Linked DNA regions of Homo sapiens: region 2 is linked to region 1. A link is an interaction called in ENCODE POLR2A ChIA-PET data of the cell type or tissue named here. Cell type or tissue: CD4-positive, alpha-beta T cell. All regions are shown on one strand. Links, peaks and the distances in the headings refer to the core of each region. The heading gives the core; the rest is flanking DNA. Region 1 overlaps ST3GAL2 (ST3 beta-galactoside alpha-2,3-sialyltransferase 2). Region 2 overlaps AARS1 (alanyl-tRNA synthetase 1).

Region 1 (9,153 bases), core at 641-8,640:
TCTTACATTTCAGGCTTAGATGGATGGGGGTTCCTTTCCCAGAAATTGGGAATACAGAAAGAATACTGGGTTTGGCCAGGCGCAGTGGCTCACGCCTGTAATCCCAGCACTTTGGGAGGCTGAGGCGGGCGGATCACGAGGTCAGGAGATCGAGACCATCCTGGCTAACACGGTGAAACCCCATCTCTACTAAAAATACAAAAATTAGCCAGGCATGGTGGCGGGGGCCTGTAGTCCCAGCTACTTGGGAGGCTGAGGCAGGAGAATGGCTTGAACCCAGGAGGTGGAGGTTGCAGTGAGCCGAGATCGCACCACTGCACTCCAGCCTGGGCGACAGAGTGAGATTCAGTCTCAAAAAAAAAAAAAAAAAAGAAGACTGGGTTTGAGGGGCTTGAGGGGCTTGGATTATGCATGGGTTTGGTTTGGGGCAAGTTGAGTTTGAGATACTTTTTGGATACCTCTACTAAGGTATACTGTCTAAAGGATAGCATCCAGAAATTAGTGGGATAGATGGGTCTGGTGTTCAGGGGCGTGACTGTCACCATTTGAAAAGCCAGAGATGCTCAGGTATGGTGGCTTGTGTCTGTAATCTCAGCACTTTGGGATGCTGAGGTAAGAGGATTGCCTAAGCCCAGGAGTTCGAGACCAGCCTGGGAAACATAGGGAGACCATGTCGGTAAAAAGTATTTTAAAAAGTAGCTGGGAATGGTGGTACATACCTGTGGTCCCGGCTACTCGGGAGGCTGAGGTGGGAGGATTGCTGGAGCCTGGGAGGTCAAGACTGCAGTGAACCATTTTTGCGCCACTGCACTCCAGCCTGAGCGACAGAGCGAGACCCTTTGTCAAAAAAGAAAGAGAGAAAATCCAGAGATAATTCTTAAAGGTTGAAATACACTTTTGGGCCAGGCGCGGTGGCTCACGCCTATAATTCCAACACTTTGGGAGGCCGAGGTGGGTGGATCACCTGAGGTTGGGAGTTCAAGACCAGCCTGACCAACATGGAGAAACCCCGTCTCTACTAAAAATACAAAATTAGCCGGGATGGTGGTGCATGCCTGTAATCCCAGCTACTCAGGAGGCTGAGGCAGGAGAATCGCTTGAACCCGGGAGGCAGAGGTTGTGGTGAGCCGAGATTGCGCCATTGCACTCCAGTCTAGGCAACAAGAGTGAAACTCTGTCTCAAAAAAAAAAAAAGAAAAACACTTCTGAGGGCCGGGTGTGGTGGCTCACACCTGTAATCCCAGCACTTTGGGAGGCCGAGGCAGGCGGATTGCCTGAGGTCAGGAGTTCAAGACCAGCCTGGCCAATCTGGTGAAACCCCGTGTCTACGAAAAATATAAAGAATTAGCTGGGTGTGGTGGCATTCACCTCACCTGTGGTCCCAGCTACTCGGGAGGCTGAGGCAGGAGAATCGCTTGAACCTGGGAGGCGGAGGTTGCAGTGAGCCGAGATCGCGCCACTGCACTCCAGCCTGGGCGACAGAGTGAGATTCAGTCTCAAAAACAAAAAAAAAAAAAAAAAAAAAAAAGGCTTTGGCCCCCATAATGCATTGCAAGATGAGCAATGGAACGTAGGATCCTAACTTCCTGTTACGTTCTATATTGACGGTCATGTTCTTTTTTCCTGAGGACTTCAGCTGGTTCAAGGTATGGCTAGACAGCAAAAGGCATGGCACCCTCCCCTGCTGAGGCTTCCCTGTGGTTGGGGGACTCTGATGGTGGGCAGTGTTTACTCCAGGCCACCCCAGAAGGCCATGCAGTCAGGGCCTCCCTCACCATCCGCACGTCTGGGCAGTTCCCTGGCTGGAGAAGGACTTCAGTCCTGGCCAGAATTGAGCCACTGCCAGGAATCCCTGAACGTCAGTACCCGGACCACTTCTGCCCTTGTGGGCCTCTGAGCTGGGTCGATTTATCAAGGGTAGGGATTTTAGAGGCAGGTTCAGGGCAGCCCTTCTGCATCAGATGTCAAGTAAGTAGTTTTTTTTTTTGAGACAGAGTTTCGCTCTTGTTACCCACCCAGGCTGGAGTGAATGGAGCGGTCTCGGTTCACTGCAGCTTCCACCTCTCGGGTTCAAGCGATTCTCCTGTGTCAGCTTCCCGAGTAGCTGGATTACCATTTTACATTCTAACGTTCAATTTTTAACAAGGTAAATTAACAAATGGCAGTAGAACTATGGCAAAGCATGGTCTCCATGGGTCAAAATGGTACCTGGCACTACCTCAATATATCACTGTTTTTTTTTTGTCCTGAGACGGAGTCTCACTCTGTCACCCAGGCTGGAGTGCAGTGGCACGATCTCAGCTCACTGCAACCTCTGCCTCCTGGGTTCAAGCAATTCTCCTGCCTCAGCCTCCTGAGTAGCTGGAACTACAGGCGCACATCACCACGCCCAGCTAATTTTTGTATCTTTATCAGAGACAGGCTTTCACCATGGTGACCAGGCTGATCTTGAACTCCTGACCTCAGGTGATCTGTCCACCTCGGCCTCCTAAAGTGCTGGAATTACAGACGTGAGCTGCTGCGCCTGGCCTATCACTTTTTTTTTATGTTGCCCAGGCTGTACTTGAACTCTTGGGTTCAAGCAATCCTTCCACCTCAGCTTCCTAAGCAGTGGGGACTACAGGCGTGCATCACCATGCCCAGCTCAATACAAGACATCTTTATCATTAACAACAGGTCTTTGGGGAACCATCTCTCCCCAGCTGCCATCTCTGTGCCCTGTAACCCAGGCTTGGCCAATAAGGGCACCAAATGCACCCAGCCACAGTGCCTGGTCCAGGTTTGGACACAGACTCCATATCAGAGTGAACCCAGGACTCCAGCAGGCATCTTGAAAAGAGATGCTGAGACGAAGGAGGCCTGTGCCACGAGCAGGCACCTTCCATCATGTGGGAACCAAGAGTGGCATCATTTTCCCTGCATGTGGCCAGTCATACCCACAGGCATCTGAGTTAAAGGTTTCCCTTACATCAAAGGGCACTTCAAATTGGATTTTTAGCCACTGTAATTAAAGAAGTTCAAATGATACAGTCTTACACCATGTGCAACCATTTTCCATTTCATTGGCAAGAACTTTATTATTTATTTATTTATTTATTTAATTTTTTTGAGACAGAGTTTTGCTCTTATTGTCCAGGCTGGAGTGCCATGGCACAATCTCGGCTCACCGCGACCTCCACCTCCCGGGTTCAAGCAATTCTCCTGTCTCAGCCTCCCGAGTAGCTGGGATTACAGGCATGCACCACCACGCCTGGCTAATTTTGTATTTTTAGTAGAGACGGGGTTTCTCCATGTTGGTCAGGCTGGTCTCGAACTCCCAACCTCAGGTGATCCGCCTGCCTCGGCCTCCCAAAGTGCTGGGATTATAGGCATTAGCCATTGTGCCCAGCCAAGAACCTTATAAAGCTACTTACTTGGCAGGGCGCAGTGGCTCACACCTGTAATCCCAGCACTTTGGGAGGCCGAGGCAGGTGGATCACCTGAGGTCGGGAGTTCGAGACCAGTCTGACCAACATGGAGAAACCCCGTCTCTACTAAAAGTACAAAAAAAAAAAAATTAGCTGGGCGTCATGGCGCATGCCTGTGATCCCAGCTACTCAGGAGGCTGAGGCAGGAGAATGGCTTTTTTTGTTTTGTTTTGTTTTGTTTTTTTGAGACGAAGTCTCACTCTGTCACCCAGGCTGGAGTGCAGTGGCACGATCTTGGCTCACTGCCAGCTCTGCCTCCCGAGTTCATGCCATTTTCCCGCCTCAGCCTCCTGAGTAGCTGGGACTACAGGCGCTTGCCACCACGCCCGGCTAATTTTTTGTACTTTTAGTAGAGACGGGGTTTCACTGTGGTCTCTGTCTCCTGACCTCGTGATCTGCCCGCCTCAGCCTCCTAAAGTGCTGGGATTACAAGCGTGAGCCACTGCACCCGGCCAGGAGAATCGCTTTAACCCAGGAGGTGGAGGTTGTGGTGAGCCGAGATCACACCATTGCACTCCAGCCTGGGCAAAAAGAGCGAAACTCCATCTCAAAAAAAAAAAAAAAAAAATCATTGAGTCATTCCATTTACAGATCAGGAAGTGGAAGTTGAGAAATTTGCCCAAGATCCCCAAGCCAGGAGGTAGAAGAACTGAGGCAAGAACCCAGGTTGTCTGAATTGCAGGCAGGGGGCTTTTTCCAGTATGGAGTACTGACTTTTTTGTTTGTTTGTTTTGAGATGGAGTCTTTCTCTGTCACCCAGGTTGGAGTGCAGTAACTTGGTCTTGGCTCATTGCAGCCTCCGCCTCCCAGGTTCAAGCGATTCCCCTGCCTCAGCCTCCCCAGTAGCAGGGATGACAGGCATGTGCCACCACGCCCAGCTAATTTTTTGTATTTTTAGTAGAGACGGGATTTCACCATGTTGGCCAGGCTGGATTCAAACTCCTGACCTCAGGTGATCTTCCGGACGCAGCCTCCCAAAGTGCTGGGATTACAGGCGTGAGCCACCGCGCCCAGCCTAAAGTGTTGATTTTTATGGCAAATGGTCCCTTCCTCTTAATGGCCCGGGGGGAGATCTGTGTGATAGCTGGTGTTAGGAAAGGTCTGAGATGGAGACATTCAGTGACGTCAGCTTCCTGAATGCCCACCCTCCTGTGCTGTTTCTTGCTGGCACTGGGATGAGGACATGGCTCTGGTGTGGCTGTGTTTTCTCAATTCTGTTGAGGGATTTGGGGTGAGTCGTGCTCCCCCTCTGTCTCCTCCTTTGGAAGAGAATGCCCAGGACAGTGGTGCCAGTTTCAGGTACAGAAAAACAAAAATAGCGCTCTTTTGGACTCAGTTCTCTGTCACTTCCAGTTTGTGAGGGGACAGGTATTTGACTCAGCTTGGCAAAGCCAGGAATGGAGTGTTGTAGTAAGAGCTTAGCAGCGTGCTTTGGGCTTTGAGCCTCTGACTTAAGAGGAGACCTCAGTTCAGTCTTACACAGGCTTCTTACCTCAGGTGAGTCACTTTGCTGGGGTCTCTGGGCCAGAGGTCAAGGCTGCCCCTATGAGGGCTTTGGACTCTGAGGGTGTGGCGTTATGTGTGTATTAGCAAAATGCTGGTGTGCCTGGGAGCTTTGGGGCAATGCTCACCAGCTCCTGAGTTCTCGGGAGTGAAGTTTGGGACTGGATGCCTCTTGCATTCTGAGCCTCTCACTCCTGTGTCTTTCCTCTTGCCCTTCAGATGTTTGCTGACAGCCATTTCTCTCCCGAACTGTCTGCCAGCCCAGACTGACCTGTCTGCTTCTCCTGCTCAGCGCCCAGAGCACCCTGTCTGTTTATGCCTGGGGCCGGTTTTAACTGGTCCCCCAGTCCCATGTCACACACACCTGTTCCCTTTGGCTTAGCTGCAGTGTCACCTCTCGTCCCTGTTTCCTTCCTCTCTATGAGGCTGAAAGTCAATGTTACTTGGAGATACAGCACTCCACAGCCTACAGTCATTGCTCATTTAATCTTTGCAGGGAGTGCGTGAGGTCAGTAGGTAGGCATTATCGTGCTCATTTTACAAATGGAGGACCTGCAGCCCAGAGAGGTGTGATTTGCCCAAAGACACACAGCTGCTCTGCTATTGAGCACAGCCAGTCCTGGAATCAAGGTCCTCCAGCATTGGTCCATCATTCCCTGTGAAATGTTAGTGCAGGCTGGGCTTGGTGGCTCAGGCCCGTAATTCCAGCACTTTCGGGGGCTGAGACGGGAGGATTGGGGTCAGGAGTTCAAGACCAGCCTGGGCAGCATAGCAAGATCCTAGCTTTACAAAAACAAACAATAACAACAAACAAAATGGTAATTCATAGGCATGAGTTAACCACATATGGGGTGGGGATGCCCTAGCCTCACAATGGCCCTATGAGGGCTTTGGACTCTGAAAGCGAAGTCAGGTGCGGTGTTGTGTGTACCTGTGGTCCCAGCTGCTCAGGATGCTGAGGCTGAGGCAGGAGGCCAAGACTGCAGTGAGCCATGATCCTAGCACTGCACTCCAGCCTGGGCTGGAGTAAGACCTTGTCTCAAGGAGGGGTGGGGCTTGAAAGCGGGCCCTGGGCCCCACCTCCTCACATCCCCAGTCCCTGATAGCACCATCATGTGGGCGATGCCTGTGTAACCCCAAGCTGTATCATAAAGCTGGACAACAAAGACAGCTCCCTGGGGTCCACTGTAATGGACCAAGGTCTGTGCGTCCTTCCTTTCCACATCCCCCTAAAGTTGACAACAGTAGTACATGGCACGATGGATGTTGTCTTGGCAGGGAGCTTATAACTCAGCTTAGGCCAGATCCAGGAGGGCAGGTCAGTCCTTGAGGATGGGCAGCAGGGACCGAGGAGGGCCCTTGGCGTCCCCCAACCTTCGTTTTTCTCACCCCGGGGATAAGGCTCAGAGGCGGTGCCAGGGAAAGGCCCACTTTGGGCCTACTCACAGCAGCGATATTGCCACTTTCCAGAGGTGGTGAACTGATTCCCTAGCAACCAGGGGCCCTGCCTGAGTAGGTCACAGCATGTCATCGGCTCCTCAGGAAAGAGGAAGACTGCTCAGCTGGAGCTCGGGACCATGAAGGCAGGTGTGTGCTGGGCTCTCAGGCACTGTCCTCCCCAGCCCACCTCCCAGGGCTGAACCTTAGTGACAGGGAAAAGCAGGGTGCAGGACAGCGATGCTTCCCAAAGCCACCTGCAGGGTTGGTGCTGGAAGTTACCAGATGGCACCAGGCTGGCCGTGGGCTCACAATGACCTCTCTTCCTAGCTGGAACTTCCAGGGTCCCTGTTGGAAAGGAAGTGTCCAGAGGACACAGCAGCTGAGCAAGGGGCCCACCTCTGGTTCCCTCCATCTTTTACTCTGCATTTCTATACCTTCACTCTGGAGGGCTGGGTGGGAGGACATGGCTTCCTTTTAGTCTTCTGGTAGAAGCATGGATGCAAACACCTTCCTTGAGTTTCCATGAGCATAGCTGCCACAGGCTGACCTTTCCAAAAGACATTACTAAATATAAAAGGAGAACAAAAGAAAGCTAAAGATAGGGCGTGCAAAGAATAAAAACAGCCTGGCTCACAAAGAACAAGTTACTGGTTTGTTTCCAAAGCTTTCGGACCCTGCCCTGTTATTCCCCTTCCAGGAGATAACCACCTCCAAGGCCAGCAGACGTCTGCAGGCCCTTTCGCCAGGCTCTCTGGCCTCCTAGTGCTGGCTTGTCCACTGTCTAGGTTGTCTTGTAGGACCCATGCCACCAGGAATCCTCTCCAGACTACTTGACCACCCTGCAGTCAGATCTCTGTTCTGCCCTCTTCTCTACCCAGGGCTCTTGGCTGTGGTGGCGGAGGGAGGGATGCCTGTTTCCCTAGGTCTCCCAGGTGATTGGCACCTATGTGACTGGACCTTTTAGGAGTGCAGCCTTGTTCCATGTAGGCCTTGTAATATGACCTACCTCTTGCCATGCTGCTCAGGCCAGTTTAGCCCACGAACTGCCATACAAAAGGCTTTCTCCAACATTTGATCTTGGCAGAAACTATAGAAGTCTCCCCACCTGGTTCCATCCTCCCACTGGGCCACAAGAATAGAAACTGATAAGAAGTTGGCCTAGTTGATGGAAGTTTGAACCCGGGGACAGAGGTTGCAGTGAACCGAGATCATGCCATTTCACTCTAGCTTGGGTGAAAGAGCAAAACTTCATCTCAAAAAAAAAAAAAAAAAAAAGGGAAGGGGGGGGTCAAATGGTCAGTTGTGGTGTCCCTACCCCACTGATAACATAGGAGCCCTTTGGAGGGATTTGCCTGGTACAAAGTAGGCCTCCATACCTGCAGCCTGGACTGTTGCTGTCATCATATTGCCTGGCCCCAGTGGTTCTGGCGGACACCCCACCTTGGTAGCTTGGCTGGGCAGGAGGACTGAAAGATTACAGGCAGAGGTCATACCAGCCCGGTGGAGGAGGCGAGGTCCATGACTGGGGCTGATGATGAGAAAGAACCATGTTTTCACCTGTACCTTTGAGTGTGATGCCAGCACTAGCGAGGCGAGCGAGCTGCTCTGACCTCTGGCCGCCAGGCTGGGACAGGGAAGCCTCTGAGACCCGAGGCTGCTGCACCCAGGGCCTCATGTCCCAGAAGCTCTCACAGCATTCTCAGGGGCTTAGCTTGTCTTGTGTGTTGGAGCTTTGGGCTGAGCCTGTTTCAGTATGCCAGCCAGGTCACTGTGCCGCTGCCCTCTGGTTTGCAGAGGGCCTTTGTGCCTATGCAGTGACTCCACAGACTGTCTTGCAGCTTTCCTTTCCACTGAAGCAGTCACTTCCCCTGCTGCCGGGGCCCCTGTCTTATGGATTTGCAGTGCTCGTGGTTGGATTGTGACCTCTTTCCTGGTATTCTCTCCCCTATTCTCACATCCCTAACAGGATCTGGGGATAGATGGTGGATTTTTAAGTCCAGTCCTTCAACTCTGGGCCGCAAAGACTGTGGCCTGAAGTTCTGGAGCATATCTCCTCTTTCCTTTGGTATGCATGGGTGGGACTTGCAGGCACCCTAGCTTAGCCCCTTGCCATCAGCCCCTGCTGGGGTCTAGCAGGCCTGAGCCTTTTCCAGGGTGGCCAGCCTGCTGGAGCTTACAGTGGGGGAGGGTAGGACCCAGACCAGAGTCCCTCGCCATGGTCCAGCCTTGATGTTGACATCCAAGAGTTGGGAGAGGGGGAGGGAATGCCCTGCCCTCCCTGCCACTTTGTGCGACTCGCCCGGGTTGGGCCCTTTAGGAGAGCATTTGTGTCCCTGCCCTGGAGTCTCCTCTTCCTGCTGTGTGCCCTTGCTCGGGGTTGTTCCAGGAAGCCTCTGGTGTGGGGGGCTCTGTTGCCACCAGCTGATTTCCTGCCCCAGGTGCGTGGGTGGGGGAGGAGAGGGTTGAAGATTACCTGGAGAAATCGCCCGCTTTGCTTCCGTTTCACCCCTCTTCTAGGGAGGACAGCAGAGTGCACAGAGGTTCTCTTCTAATCCTCTCACCCCCAACCTGGTCCTCCACAACCAGGCTAGAGCGTATCTATGTATCTGGGGAAGCCAGGGCTTGGGGAGGAGTGGACTGACCCGTGTTCTGTGAAGGTCAAGGAGGGCCCACTTCGATGAGGATGAGTTTGGCAGGGAGCGTGGTCCTGCTCGCCGAGCGGGGCTGTAAGTGGAGGACTGCA
Region 2 (9,153 bases), core at 843-8,842, 150 kb after region 1:
AGACAGCTGGGCTGTCCATGATGTGTTTGCCTCATTTTCTTGTTCCTTTTACTTAATTCTTTCATCCTTTAGTGCATAGCTTTTTACTATACTTGGAAACAGGGCTGCTTCTCTTTTTTTAATTACTTTTACTCTAGATATATTATTCCAACCCAACTTCCCCTTTTACTTGATCTAAAACTCCTATTCGGTTGACTCTGTAGTCTAAGTGTAGTTGGAATTTTGGGTAGTGACACCTGTAAAAATTAAATATTAATCTTGACGCTGGTTTTTAAAATCCTCTTTTACCTTGACTTCATGTACTGTATATCTACACTTTAAAAGTGTAGCTTTTAAAAGATAAGCAAGCACAATCTTTTGTGTGTGTGTGTGTGTGTGTGTGTGTGTGTGTGTCACCCAGGCTGGAGTGCAGTGGCATGATCACAGCTCACTGCAGCCTCAACTTCCTGGGCTCAAGTGATCCTCTCCCGAGTAGCTGGGACTACAGGTATGCATCACCCCCCCAGCTAATTTTTTTTTGTATTTTTTAGAGAGTCGGGGTTTCGCAATGTTGCCCAGGCTGGTCTCGAACTCCTGAGCTCAAGCAATGCGCGTGGCCAGCGTTTTCATTATTATGTGTTCCTTTCTAGGCCTTACTCATGTCCTTGTGTATTTTCATTGAGTTTCGAGCATATCATGTGTATATTTTGTACTGTCTTCTATTGTAGGCACTCTTGAGAAGAGTCATGTGCTGTTTCTTTAGCGGGTTTTTTTTTTTTTTTTTTTTTTTTTTTTTTGAGATGGAGTTTTGCTCTCGTTGCCCAGGCTGGAGTGCAATGGCGCGATCCCGGCTCATCGCAGCCTCTGCCTCCTGGGTTCTAGTGATTCTCCTGCCTCAGCCTCCCGAGTAGCTGGGATTACAGGCATGCGCCACCACACCCAGCTAATTTTTTGTATTTTTAGTAGAGACAAGGTTTCTCCATGTTGATGAGGCTGGTCTCAAACTCCCAACCTCAGGTGATCCGCCCGCCTCGGCCTCCCAAAATGCTGGGATTACAGGCATGAGCCACCACGCCCAGCTTCTTTAGCAGGTTTAATGTGCAGGCTTAGCATTAGTACTTGCTGAAGGTTGGAACTTCTTCATTAAAAATTCTAAGAATTTTTTTTTTTTCTTTTTTGAGACAGAGTCTCGCTCTGTTGTCTAGGCTGGAGTGCAGTAACATGAGCCACTGTGCCCGGCCAATCCTAAGAATTTCTTTTGCGGTGGTTGCAAGTCTGGGCAGAACTCTTGTCAGGGGCTGTAACTGGACTTATCTTTACTCCTTTGTCAGGCTGGATGACACCAAAATCCTCCCAGGCAACATGAAGGATAACTTCTGGGAGATGGGTGACACGGGCCCCTGTGGTCCTTGCAGTGAGATCCACTACGACCGGATTGGTGGTCGGGACGCCGCACATCTTGTCAACCAGGACGACCCTAATGTGCTGGAGATCTGGAACCTTGTGTTCATCCAGTATAACAGGTAGCCTTGGGTTCCTACTCCATTCCTTTCCTTGAGCTGAGCAGGGGAGGAGGAACTCGGAGCTGTGTAGCTCTCTTCTCAGCTAAAAGCTCATTTCTTTATTTCTCAGATTACCTGTCTGATCTCTGGAACAAGGATGGGCCTATTCTTTCATGAACTAAACCTTATCGCACATAATAGCTTCTTGCGAGCTATTCCTATAATGTCATGCTTGCTGTACTTCGGGCTGCTGTTTTTTTTTTTTGTTTTTTTGAGACAGAGTTTTCCTCTTGTTACCCAGGCTGGAGTGCAATGGTGTGATCTTGGCTTACTGCAACATCTGTGCCCTGGGTTCAAGCGATTCTCCTGCCTCAGCCTTCCGAGTAGCTGGGATTACAGGCATGTGCCACCACGCCCGGCTAATTTTGTATTTTTAGTGGAGACGGGGTTTCTCCATGTTGGTCAGGCTGGTCTCGAACTCCCAACCTCAGGTGATCCGCCCGCCTCAGCCTCCCAAAGTGCTGGGATTATAGGTGTGAGCCACCGTGCCAGAACTGGACTGCTGTTTTAAAGCCTATTTCCTTGAAGCTTGCCTCAGTTTTGTTTTTGTTTTTGTTTTTGTTTTTGGAGATGGAGTCTTGCTCTGTCACCCAGGCTGGAGTGCAGTGGCAAGATCTCAGCCCACTGCAACCTTTGCCTGCTGGGTTCAAGCGATTCTCCTGCCTCAGCCTGCTGAGTTCTCCTGCCTCAGCCTCCTGAGTAGCTAGGGTTACAGGTGCATGCCACCATGCCAGGCTAATTTTTAAAATATTTTTGGCAGGGATGGGGTTTCATCATGTTGGCCAGGCTGGTCTCGAACTCCTGACCTCAAGTGATTCCCCCGCCTCGGCCTCCCAAAATGCTGGTATTACAGGCGTGAGCCACCATGCCCAGTCTTTTTCTTTTCTTTTTTTTTTTTTTTTTTGAGATGGAGTTTTGCTCTTGTTGCCCAGGCTGTAGTGCAATGGTGAAATCTCAGCTCACCACAACCTCCGCCTCCTGGGTTCAAGCGATTCTCCTGCTTCAGCCTCCCGAGTAGCTGGGATTACAGGCATGTGCCACCATGCTCGGCTAATTTTGTATTTTTAGTAGAGATGGGGTTTCTTCATGTTGAGCAGGCTGGTCTCGAGCTCCTGACCTCAGATGGTCCACCACCTCGGCCTCCCAAAGTGCTGGGATTACAGGCATGAGCCACTGCGCCTGGCCTTTCCTCACTCTTAAATGAACCCCAGAGTTCATTTAAGAATGAACTCTTCCTTTCTCCTTCCTTTCTCCCTCCACTTCCCTCTTCCCACCAAACCGGGCAAATGGCAGATGGTCACAGCCTGCAAACTGTTCTGTAAATGAATTTTAACCAGCAGGGACTGGAGAGGTGGCAGCTTGAGTCTCTGCTTCAACCTCCTCTTCTTCTGGATCATACAGGGAAGCTGATGGCATTCTGAAACCTCTTCCCAAGAAAAGCATTGACACAGGGATGGGCCTGGAACGACTGGTATCTGTGCTGCAGAATAAGATGTCCAACTATGACACTGACCTTTTTGTCCCTTACTTTGAAGCCATTCAGAAGGTACTGGTGCTATTGCAAACATTGTAAACTTCTGTGGAGTTTTCCAGGCTGTACTCTTAACAGTGCTGTCAAAGAAAAAATGACCATATGCTTTGCCAGCCAAGGGTACCCATTTCCATCTGCCTACTTCATTGTTAATAATGTGAGGCTCCACAAATTGGTGTTCTAAATGTCTTAAGAACCTAATTAAATAGCTGACTACAAAAAAAAAATAATAATGTGAGGCTCTAGACCTGAGACAGTATAATTTTTGAGTGTAGGGGCTGGCTGGAGTCTCTCTACTTCCCCAATGTCACGTTCTTGGGGTTATAGGATCTGGCAAGACCGGCATCCTTTCTGCTAATGCTCCTCAATCCTCCAGGAACCTCCTTGGGCAAGGTAGCGCCAGAAAGTCTGCTTCCTAAAGGGCTGCCTCCTGATTCTTATCTATAGGGCACAGGTGCCCGACCATACACTGGGAAAGTTGGTGCTGAGGATGCCGATGGGATTGACATGGCCTACCGGGTGCTGGCTGACCACGCTCGGACCATCACTGTGGCACTGGCTGATGGTGGCCGGCCTGACAACACAGGGCGTGGGTAAGTATGCTGCACACTGGGTGGTGTTTGGAGCGGCACCACGTGTGCTATGTGTGACTCTTTATGAAACTTTTCTTTGTGTGTGAGATTGAGTGTTGCTCTGTTGCCCAGGCTGGAGTACAATGGCGTGATCTTGCCTCACTGCAACCTCTGCCTGCTGGGTTCAAGTGATTCTGCCTCAGCCTCCCACGTAGCTGGGATTATAGGTGCACACCACCACGCCTGGCTAATTTTTGTACTTTTAGTAGAGACGGTTGTTTTTTTTTTTTTTTTTTTTTTTTTTTTTTTTTTTTTTCTGAGACAGAATTTTGCTTTTGTTGCCCGGGCTAGAGTGCAATGGCCCGATCTTGGCTCACCGCAACCTCCACCTCCTGAGTTCAAGCAATTCTTTTCCCTCAGCCTCCCGAATAGATGGGATTACAGGCATGAGCCACCATGCCTAGTTTTGTATTTTTAGTAAAGATGGGGTTCCTTCCATGTTGGTCAGGCTGGTCTCAAACTCCCAACCTCAGGTGATCCGCCCGCCTCGGCCTCCCACAGTGCTGGGATTACAGGCGTGAGCCACCGTGCCCGGCCAGAGGTGGGGTTTTGCCATGTTGGCCAGGCTGGTCTCGAACTCCTGACCTCAGATGATCCACCTGCTACGACCTCCCAAAGTGATGGGATTACAGGTGTGAGCCACCATGCCCGGCCTCTTTATGAAACTTAAAGCCATCTTTCGTTATTGTTTCCTTGTCTTGGGCAGGTGGAAGAATCCCCCACCCCTTTTTTAAGGGATGAAGGGAGTTTCAGCTAGTGTCACAGAGTTGCCACTATATTAAATCTCTGCTGCTGAGTACAGATGATAAGGATTGTATTCAAAGTTGCCTGATAGGAGATTGGCAGGGGCAGGGTGAGGGTAGGTATTGACCAGCCCTGGGAATCTCTCTTACTGACAGGCAGGACCTGGGATCACAGGCATCAAGTACACATCTGGTCTGTCCATCTTTCCTCCCTCTATGGGTAACTGAATGTGAAAGGAAAACAAACCAGCGTTTACCCTAGGGAAGCCTTGACGGGTATTTGTGGGTATGTTACTGAGTCTTGTGCTAAAATTAATGACCTTGGGGAATGCGAAAGAAGCAGGCTTAGGATAAAAGAAAGTTCCTGAAAGAGGTGTTGCTTTGGGTAGGATTCCAAGGGACTCAAGACAAAACCCTCAGCTGGGAACGTTGGGGACTAGTTTTTGCCTCTTACAGATATGTGTTGAGACGGATTCTCCGCCGAGCTGTCCGATACGCCCATGAAAAGCTCAATGCCAGCAGGGGCTTCTTTGCTACGTTAGTGGATGTTGTCGTCCAGTCCCTGGTAGGTTTATTTCTCTGCTTACCCTTCTGTGCTAAAGCAGTCCGTTAAGAGGGATGGAGTGGGAGAGGGCATACTGTTAAGCAGCTTTTTGTTGCTGTTTTTTGAGACGGAGTCTCACTCTGTCACCCACGCTGGAGTGCAATAGAGTGATCTTGGCTCACTGCAACCTCTGTCTCCTGGGTTCAAGCGATTCTCCTGTCTCAGCCTTCCGAATAGCTGGGATTACAGGTGCACACCGCCAAGCCTGGCTAATCTTTTCTGTTTTAGTAGAGACAGGGTTTCACCGTGTTGCCCAGGCTGGTCTTGAACTCCTGAGCTCAGGCAATCCACCTGCCTCGGCTTCCCAAAGTGGTAGGATTACAGGCGTGAGCCACTGCACCCAGCTAAGGAGCTTTTTTAAGACGGGGCAGGGAACAGTCTCTGGCTTCATCCAGCCCCTCATCTTGCTTCCCCTTTGTCAGGGAGATGCATTTCCTGAGCTGAAGAAGGACCCAGACATGGTGAAGGACATCATTAATGAAGAAGAGGTGCAGTTTCTCAAGACTCTCAGCAGAGGGCGTCGCATCCTGGACAGGAAAATTCAGAGCCTGGGAGACAGCAAGACCATTCCCGGTAGGTACCAGTTTTTGCCCTTCTCCATCCTGGCCGTTTGATCTTTCTGGGAAAGACAAGCCCTTTCTGACAGACTGACTGTGGGCTCTCATGTCTCTGAGGCTGAACATAGCTTGATTGAATTGCTTTTGGTGCAAACTGGAATTTATAGTAAAATGGTAAAAGTAATGCATCATTGTGGCCAAAGTATTCAAACAATACAGAATACAAAAGTGTTCAGAAAATGAAAATCCTCTTTTCCACACTCATTTCTCAGAGGGAACAACTCTTAATGGTTTGGTGTAGAACTCTTCAGGATTCTTCTCTGTTTGCATGCAAATACATGTAGATATTTGTGTGTGTGTATTTTTCAAGCAAAAGTGGGAATATTTGGTATGTACTGTTTTGCAATTTGGGGAAAATTAATTCCAAAGATTTTCTCCCCAGTTTCCAAAGATTCTTTATTGAAGTATAATGAACAAGGGAAAAGCTTGATGAATTTTCACAAATTGAACACACATTCAGATCAAGAAATAGATTTGTCAGCTGGGTGTGGTGGCTCACACCTGTAATCCTAGCACTTTGGGATGCCGAGGCGGGCGGATCACGAGGTCATGAGTTCAAGACCAGCCTGCCCAACATGGCAAAACCCCGTCTCTACTAAAAATACAAAAAATTAGCTGGGTGTGGTGGCATGCGCCTGTAATCCCAGCTACTTGGGAGGCTGAGACAGGAGAATTGCTTGAACCGGGGAGGCGGAGGTTGCATTGAGCCAAAATCATGCCACTGCACTCCAGCCTGGGCAACAAGAGCGAAACACCATCTCAAAAAGAAAAAGAAAAAGAAATAGATGTGTAAGGCTGGGCACAGTGGCTCACACCTTTAATCCCATCACTTTGGGAGGCTGAGGCAGGCAGATCACCTGAGGTCAGGAATTTGAGACCAGCCTGGCCAACATGGTAAAACCCCATCTCTACTAAAAATGCAAAAATTAGCCATGCATGATGGCGGGCACCCATAATCCCAGCTACTCGGGAGACTGAAGCAGGAGAATCGCTTGAATCCTGGAGCTGGAGAGTGCAATGAGCCGAGATCACACCAGTACACTCCAGCCTGGGCAACAGAGTGAGACTCTCAAAAAAAAAGAAATAGAAAATTGTCCAGGTGAGGTTGTTTTTGTTTTTGAGATGGAGTCTCACTCTGTTGCCCAGGCTGGAGTGCAGTGGTGTGATCTCAGCTCACTGCAAGCTCCGCCTCCCAGGGTCATGCCATTCTCCTGCCTCAGCCTCTCTAGTAGCTGGGACTACAGGTGTCCGCCACCGCGCCTGGCAATTTTTTTATTTATTTTTTTTTATTTTTTATTTTTGAGACAGAGTCTTGCTCTGTCGCCCAGGCTGGAGTGCAGTGGCGCTATCTCGGCTCACTGCAAGCTCCACCTCCCGGGTTCACGCCATTCTCCTGCCTCAGCCTCCCGAGTAGCTGGGACTACAGGCGCCCGCCACCATGCCCGGCTAATTTTTTTGTATTTTTAGTAGAGACAGGGTTTCACCGTATTGGCCAAGATGGTCTCGATCTCCTGACCTCCTGATCCGCCCGCCTCGGCCTCCCAAAGTGCTGGGATTACAGGCGTGAGCCACAGCGCCTGGCCAAATTTTTTGTATTTTTCCTAGAGACGGGGTTTCACCATGTTAGTCAGGATGGTCTCAATCTCCTGACCTCATGATCCGCCCGCCTCGGCCTCTCAAAGTGCTGGGATTACAGGCGCGAGCCACGGTGCCCAGCCCAGGTGAGGTTTAAAAAACAAAACAAAACAAAACAGAATTGTATCAGGACATCCATTGTGCTTCCCCCAGGTTAACTGAAAAAGATGTGCTGGATTTTCTGATGGGCACACAGGGCCGATACTGATAGCCTTGTGTCTTTAATTCCTTCTGCCAGTCCCAGCATCCTTTTGGAGGGCTTGGCATGGAAAAGGGGCTGTCTGTTTTTTTTGACACACCTCCTTTGTGCTGTGTAGGAGACACTGCTTGGCTCCTCTATGACACCTATGGGTTTCCAGTGGATCTGACTGGACTGATTGCTGAAGAGAAGGGCCTGGTGGTAGACATGGATGGCTTTGAAGAGGAGAGGAAACTGGCCCAGGTAAAGAACTTGGAGAGTGAACAGGAAACCCAACACCTTCCAACCCAGCACCACTTGGCTGCAGACTGAGCATGAGTTTCCTTCCATTAAAGTCTTTGAAGTGCTTTTTCCCCTAGATCAGTGGTTCTCAAGTGGGGGCGAGTCTGCCTTCCAGGGAGTAATTGGCGATAATGTCTGAAGACATTTTTGATTTTCACAACTAGGGGCAGATCCTGCTGTCACGTACTTGGTAGAGGCCAGGGTGCCCCTCAGCATCCCACACTGCAAGAGAAGTTTCCACAACAGAGAATGATCTGGCCCCAAATGTCAGTAGTGCCAGGATTGAAAAACCCTGTTCTGGCAGTTTATGCTGGGCATAGTTTAGCAAGTTCCAGTCCTTTGGAGTCCCTTTTCTCCTACTTTACGGTAACTTATGCTTGTTTCTCTTGCTGACAGCTGAAATCACAGGGCAAGGGAGCTGGTGGGGAAGACCTCATTATGCTGGACATTTACGCTATCGAAGAGCTCCGGGCACGGGGTCTGGAGGTCACAGATGATTCCCCAAAGTACAATTACCATTTGGACTCCAGTGGTAGCTATGGTATGTTGCTGTGCTCCTTCCACATCTGAGCATTCTGCCCCGTATCTGGGGGGTATTTGAAAGATTGTTTCTCAAGATTAGCTCTCCAGCAGACTGCTGACAGCCTCTCCTGGAGTGCCGTACAGTCACGCTATGCACTTTTATACACATAGGCACCCTTGGCTGGAGGTTTTCTTAACTCTATTTTGAAATAATTATTGTCACAGGAAGTTGTAAAAAAAAAAAATTTGTAGGAAGGGTCTCACACCCTTTTATCCAGTTTCCCCTAATTGTAACATCATGCAGGAAACTGGGCAATTGACATTGATACAATCCACAGTGACTATCAGAATGCTATTAGGGGCCTGGCGCTGTGCCTCACACCTGTAATCCCAACACTTTGGGAGGCCGGGGCAGGTGGATCACCTAAGGTCAGGAGTTTGAGACCAGCCTGACCAACATGATGAAACCCCATCTCTACTAAAAATACGGAAATTAGCCGGGCGTGGTGGCGTGCCCCTGTAATCCCAGCTACTCGGGAGGCTGAGGCAGGAGAATCGCCTGAACCTGGGAGGCAGAGGTTGCAGTGAGCCAAGATCATGCCATTGCACTCCAGCCTGGACAACAAGAGTGAAATTCCGTCTCGGGGAAAAAGAAAAAGAATGCTATTAGGATTCTATTATCCTAATGCTGTTAGAATGCTATTATCCTAATAGCATTCTTTTTTTTTTCTGAGATGGAATCTCCCTCTGTTGCCCAGGCTGGAGTGCAATAGTGTGATCTCGGCTCACTGCAACCTCCACCTCCTGGGTTCAAGCGATTCTCCGGCCTCAGCCTCCCAAGTAGCTG

What was found. ChIA-PET counts read pairs that join two places held together with the same protein. Peaks named below come from ENCODE experiments on the same cell type or tissue, not always from the same donor. Only the 100,000 strongest peaks of a DNase experiment are listed, where the experiment ranks them.
Region 2: POLR2A ChIA-PET joins it to region 1 with 7 read pairs; 7 of 35 experiments call an interaction of 5 or more read pairs at or near these places.

The regions. Positions count from the first base shown.
Region 1 is chr16:70,418,557-70,427,709 of GRCh38, reverse strand. The region is part of intron 1 of ST3GAL2 (ST3 beta-galactoside alpha-2,3-sialyltransferase 2); the gene reads left to right. It overlaps LOC124903707 (a long non-coding RNA gene), which reads right to left. Exons shown (of 3, transcript XR_007065103.1): 2 at 6,845-7,876; 3 at 800-837. Among named protein-coding and RNA genes, the nearest start is that of ST3GAL2, 16 kb to the left of the region's middle. RefSeq lists enhancers at 2,135-2,960, 6,088-6,137, 8,090-8,209. In CD4-positive, alpha-beta T cell, for the core only: no CTCF peak of the experiment used is centred there; a DNase peak (open chromatin) is centred at 4,089; H3K27ac peaks cover 87 bases.
Region 2 is chr16:70,264,130-70,273,282 of GRCh38, reverse strand. It overlaps AARS1 (alanyl-tRNA synthetase 1), which reads left to right. Exons shown (of 21, transcript NM_001605.3): 5 at 1,311-1,502; 6 at 2,943-3,087; 7 at 3,520-3,665; 8 at 4,904-5,012; 9 at 5,474-5,624; 10 at 7,621-7,745; 11 at 8,181-8,325. Among named protein-coding and RNA genes, the nearest start is that of EXOSC6, 17 kb to the right of the region's middle. In CD4-positive, alpha-beta T cell, for the core only: a CTCF peak has its summit at 5,625; a DNase peak (open chromatin) is centred at 5,572.